Regions from separate parts of the Homo sapiens genome. Here region 2 is linked to region 1. The links are chromatin loops, found by intact Hi-C in ENCODE. Cell type or tissue: Caco-2. All regions are shown on one strand. Links, peaks and the distances in the headings refer to the core of each region. The heading gives the core; the rest is flanking DNA.

Region 1 (2,850 bases), core at 1-2,500:
ATATGCATCCTTTGTTTTAAAAACACATCCACAAGAAAGAAAACCTAAATCTTATTCTGAAAGCAGATGGGGCATCAGAAACATCAAACAAGTTAAAACCACAGGAATTAAATTATAAATTTTAAACTCCCTTTTATTGAAATATAAGTTTGTTTAGTATATTTACACCACACTTTATGCACATATATACAGAGAAGGTAAATTCTGTAAAATAAAATTTTTTCTTAATAAAAAATGAAAATCAAAACAAAATAAAGTGCATAAAACTGATTTTTTTTTTTCCTTCTGGTGAACATCATCGTTGTCAAAATTTTGGTCGGTTGCGAGAGGGAGGAAGAAATTCATTATTTGACTTAGTGCATACAGCTGACCCTGAATTTGTAGCCTTCAGGCCAAAATGACAAGAGGTCAGGAATGAGTCAGGCAAATTGTCAAGGTCTGCAGGGCTCCCCAGAGTCTGGAGGTCCTGCTCTCTTTGTCCTATCGCGAGCCGTCCCCCTGCTTGGAACAGTGATCTCACCATCGCGGCGCTGGAACAAAGGGAGAACACAGGAAGGGGGCTCCACCAGCCAATGTCACAGCCCTGCTCCGGGGCCACCAGCGCTCTGTTTGGTAGAAAATTGCAGAATTAGCTCAACGGCTCAAACGCAAGTTTTCCTTTTTCGGAAAGGGAATGAGGGGGGGCCCAAGAATGGGGTGCATCTCCCACAGGGACGGCCACTCGGGGGCCAAACCCCAGTAGCCAGTTTCTTCGGATCCAATCCCCGTGCTGGCACAGTAAAGAATCCTTTTATAAGCTGGGTGGAGAGAATGTTACACTTCTCGCCTCGGTGAGTTCGTCCTCCCAGAACTTTGAAAGGAAACAGCGTGGGATTGAAAGAAAGGGGCAGGTGGGTGAAAAGCTGAAGTTTTTAGACACCTTTGCGGGTGGGCGTTGGCCGGCTGGTCCCTGACAGTGGCAGAGGCGACCGCCCTTCCCCCCATCATCCATACCCCAGCCCCAGATCTCTCTCTTTTCCTCCCGGTGACACTAAGTCCCAGACCGGCGGCCGTACTTGGCCTTACAGTGCAAAATGTGCTTGGCGAGGAAGTCGAGGCGGCGCTGTAGCAGCTGAGCGTGGGGGTCTGCAAGGGCGGCCAGCTCGGGGAAGCGAGGCTCGTGGCGCCGGTAGAGGCGCAGCAGCCGGGCCGCGGCGTCCTGTCCGCGGTGCAGCTCCAGGACGCGCCGCGCGGTCCGCTCGCGGAACACGCACACTGACTGCAACAGCGGCTCGTTATACTTGTCCCACATGCCTGCTACCCGGTAGCCGTGCACCAAGCCCGCCTCATTGTCCAGAAAGACCAGCGCCCCGCCCGGACCGCGGTGCAGGTTGCTGGTGGCACGCTGCATGACGCGCGGGTCCCACTGCAGGCTGAAGAGGTTGCTTACGAGCCGGTCGAAGTTGGCCGTCAGGTAGTCGAAAAGGATTAAGTCGGTCCATTGTACTAGGTCCACCAGCTCCGCCTGGCTGAGGTTGGCCAGCTCACCCCCGGCATCCCGGAGGGGGCGCAGACGGCCGTCCTCCGAGCGCCAGGGCGCGGGCACCACCACGTCCGTGAGGTTGGGCAGCCAGCGTGTCAGGCTCACCACGCTGCCCTCGGTCCAGTGCGCAGCGCGCAGCTCCTCCTGCACCTGCGCCCACTGCGCGCCCCGAGCCTCCACCCGAGCCAGTGCCAGCGGCGGCACGTGGCGCTGGAGGCCCAGCAGGCGCGCCAGATAGTAAGACAGGGCCTCGCCCTGAATCTGCTCCGGGTTGATGCCGTAGCGCACGCAGGCGCGGGTGCCGTCGGCAAAACGGGCCAGTCGGTTGGAGCTGCGCCCGCAACCCCCGCGCTCCAGGGCCACCATCCGGGCGCCGCGAGCCGCCTCCAGCCACGCCGCCGCCTGGGCCTCCGAAAAGCCCGGGGGCACCTGCTCCTCCAGGCCGCGGCTCCAGAAGACGCCCCCGTGCACCGCGGCGCTCTCCTCCGGCCGGGGCTGCCTGGCTGACACGTGCCACCTGGGCTCGCTCCGGGACTGCCGGGGCGGGCCGTCCGCGCCGGCCGCCAGGGTGAGCAGCGCCCGGAAAGTTTTCAGGGAGCCGCCGCGGGCGTCCCACGCCAGGGGCGGGGGCAGAGGGAAGCGAGGCGCGGGCGCGGGGCCGCCGCTCCGGGCCGGGCGCCGTGGGAGTCGGTCTTCGGGCGGCCGGGAGGCGGGCAGCTCGGTCCGCGGCGGCAGGAGCCCTCCCCACAGCGCCAGCAGCGAGCCCAGCGCCAGCAGCCAGAGCCCCGCGGTGGCGGCGGCGCCCCGCATCCTCCTGCCCATGCTCCCGCGGCTGTGCCGGTGCGCCGCCGCCGCTTCAAGCCGAGCCCAGGCACCCGGGTCCCGGCGGCGAGGCGGGCCCGGCAGTTTGTGGGCTCCGGGGCTTCGGGCGCTTCGGCCCCATCGCGGCCGCGGGGCGCTGCGGGGCTCTGTCCGGCGCTCCGCCCGGCGCTGGGAACTCGAGTCCCCGCCGCTTCCCAGCTGCTTTTGTATTTCGCTGTGAGACCCTCCGGTGGGCGCGATTCACAGGCGCCCGGACCACGTGGGAGCCAGGGGGATCCCCCTCCCCCTCCTCCGCCTCCGCTCCCCGCCCCCCGCTCCCCCGCCCCCTTCCTCTCCTCTTCCACTTAAAGCGGCGATGGCTCCTTCCGAGAGGGAGAGGCGGCCCCACACTCGGTCCGGGACTTGGGGGCCTGGAGGAAGCCGGACTGGCTGCGCCCGCGCCGGGGCGTAGGAGGGGGTGGCGCAGAGCCGGAGTCTGGGGCCTGGCGGGAGGGACGCGCCCTGGG
Region 2 (2,904 bases), core at 120-2,619, 63 kb before region 1:
CAGGAATTCATTTATTTTCTTATCTCAACAACTCTATCAGATAGGTAGGAACATTCATTTCACCAATGAGGGAAAGGAAGCAAAAAGAGGTAAACTCACTGTCATTTCTATGGGGTAGGGACAACAAAGAAGTACAAGAATAAACAGATACTGCAAATATCTCTTACTCAAAATTGGCCTCTGGATCTGTGATAACATATCTTCCAAATTTACAGAACTAATTTCAATTCCTCCAAAATAGGAAATACCTAATAAGATTCCACTATATAAATTAAAATATACTAAAGGGTCAATTTTCCCCCCTCTGACCTCTCTTGCCTCTCAAGTCTACACAGTAAAAATCAGACACAACATGACTACAACCAATATCTACTTTAGATGTGTTCTCCAAACACAGCTTAAATCACATTTCCATGTTAGCAAAGGTTCTAAATTTTAATAAGTTCTATTTTTTAAAATGATGGTTTACAACTCCCCTATATCCTCCACTAATTTTAGTCTTTAATCTCTGTGGTCTCATAGCAGACAGTTGACAAAAGGAACTTAGAGGTCATATACCAGGAAGCAGGTGAGACCTGAAGTGCCTAAAAAAGGGTTAAGTTGCCAGAAACAATCATGCTTTTACGAGATGATCAGACAATAAAGCCTGTCTGGTGATATCATTCCTCTAACCTGCTTCTCATTGGCTGAACAAGCAGGTCACTTGTCCCTGGAAAGCTCTCTTCCCCCACATCCCAGCTGCCAGCGCCCATTTTAAGCTCTTCGGCAAGAGCTCTGATATATTATGACTTTCCCCCTGGCTCTAGAGAACAGAAAGGAATGCACCAAACTGTGTCTTAAAACCTTCAGAAAAGAATAAAACGACAACGAAGGAATCCCTAAGAAGCAGACAGCCTGTCTGCAAGCAGATGTGCCTCGTGTGGATGAATAAGGGAACCCTTAGCCTTCTTTCATAAAAATTCAGTGTGTCAGCAGAATCCTTCCTCCTTTTCACAAAGCATCAGCAGCATCGCCTAACCAGGGAAGAGACAGAGGAGAGGCAACTTAAGAGAGCCTCCCTTCAGGAAACTCACCTGTTCCACCTCCCCACCCCACTCTCTGTGAATTATTCACCAAGATTAACTGGGCTCTATGATGAGCCTGCTATACTCAGTCTCTAAATCAGTGGTGAAGAAAACCTTTCCCAAAGGCTTTTTTAAAAATCTATAAAATAAGCAGTTGGTCAGAAGGCAGAGGCTCCTCGGGGCAGACCTGACCCTGACAGCTGCAGAGCTGGGGCAAGAGTCCAAATGGAGGACTCTGGCCCCAATCCACTCCCACCACTTTCCCCACATTCCAGTCCCTTCCTGCACCCCAAGGGGCCTTGTGCACAGGTGTTCAAGCTAGCAGGTCCAAGCTGAGAATACCCCTCTTGGTCACCCATGATACACATGTGGGACCTAGGGATACATGTATCAGAAACTGGTCCATCTTCAGGCAGACGGACTCAAGGAGAGGCTCTGCAGGCCCTGGAAGCAAGCTCAGGACATTTTACCAGGTAATTCTTGGGTAGCTAGGTACTTGAAGAGTGGTACGGAACGGGACAGGCATGGCTACAGGAGGGGTCTTCAAAAGCATGGGACATAGCCCAGCTACTCGGGAGGCTGAGGCAGGAGAATCGCCTGAACCTGGGAGGCAGAGGCTACAGTGAGCCAAGATCACTCCACTGCACTCCAGCCTGGGTGACAGAGCGAGACTGCATTTCAAAAAAAAAAAAAAAAAAAAAAAAGTATGGGACATAGGTCAGGGGCATGGGGTTGTTTGGGTCTAAGGGTGGTGGTATCTGAGTCTGAGTATCCCCAAACCATAGAATAGTACCATGTTTTGGTTAATTATTTGTTTGCTGAGGACAGCCATTAGTCAAAAGATAGCCAGACAGGAGATTATATCCTCATTTGTTCCATAGTTAGGGAACCAGTGAACAGAAAAGATAGTGGAACAGAACAGCTGCCTCTGAAACCTGAGTTCTAATTGAGAAGTGAACCAGGATAGTAAGAAAAGACAGCCTAATTCTAACCTTGTAGACATTTGGTTCCATTTTTAGAAATGATTGTCAATCCTTGGGGCACATAACATGACTAGCAAAGTAGTAGGATTCCCCTGCTATCTGTACTTCTCCACCTCCATCCCACCCAATGCATTCCAAGAACACAGGAGTTCAATGTGAGCATATCTTGTTTATGTACCTTGTTCCTCCCCTAAGAAGGTGTAGAATAAAAAGAGATAAGTGCTACATTGTGACACCCACCACTCAGAATTTGATTAATCTGTAGAAGCATAGGATGCTTCACAGAAGCCACCTCCTAGGGATGAGTCATAATAAAACCAAAGGACAAAATGCTGTACATGTGAAGGTATTCTTTAGTCTCCAAAGCACTTTCATATGCTCTTTCATTGGCATCTCACTGAAAAGCAGTGTATTCTCACTTTACAGCTGAAAAAAATGGCTGGTGAAAATCAAATGAACCCAAAGCTCAGAGCGCTTATACTCTTTCACTGGCATTTCACAGTAATACAATAACTAAAAGGTAGTGTATTCTCCTTCACAATGGACAAAAATGGCATTGTGGATGTCAAACAATGTCCCCAAAATCACAGAGCTGGTCAGTGACAAAACCAAGATCAGAAAGATCTAAATGAAAAAGATTTATAACATATACATGGTATCAAGAATACAGAAAAAACACATAAGGGATTTCTATACATCAGTAAGAAAAGGCCAAATAAACCCAACAGAAATCTCCAAAAAAAAATGAACAAACGAGACCCTGTCTTAAAAAAAATAGAAATGTGAAATGCAAACACATCAAAACATGCAAAAGATGCTCAGACTCACTCATGATTAAAATATAATTTCTTACCCAT

What was found. Peaks named below come from ENCODE experiments on the same cell type or tissue, not always from the same donor. Only the 100,000 strongest peaks of a DNase experiment are listed, where the experiment ranks them.
Region 2: a loop joins it to region 1, with 4 times the contacts of the local background. A loop is called at or near these places in 4 of 110 quality-filtered maps.

What each region holds. Positions count from the first base shown.
Region 1 is chr11:35,618,131-35,620,980 of GRCh38, reverse strand. FJX1 (four-jointed box kinase 1) reads right to left here and starts at 2,521. Exons shown (of 1, transcript NM_014344.4): 1 at 116-2,521. The coding sequence starts at 2,344. The coding sequence ends at 1,031. RefSeq lists enhancers at 932-1,566, 1,567-2,201 and silencers at 1,774-2,043, 2,054-2,313, 2,334-2,403, 2,501-2,662, 2,484-2,813 and 1 more. In Caco-2, for the core only: a CTCF peak has its summit at 1,092; DNase peaks (open chromatin) are centred at 510, 1,390, 1,870 and 2,000; H3K4me3 peaks cover 2,219 bases.
Region 2 is chr11:35,680,817-35,683,720 of GRCh38, reverse strand. All of the region lies in intron 1 of TRIM44 (tripartite motif containing 44), which reads right to left. Among named protein-coding and RNA genes, the nearest start is that of TRIM44, 19 kb to the right of the region's middle. In Caco-2, for the core only: no CTCF peak of the experiment used is centred there; a DNase peak (open chromatin) is centred at 1,310.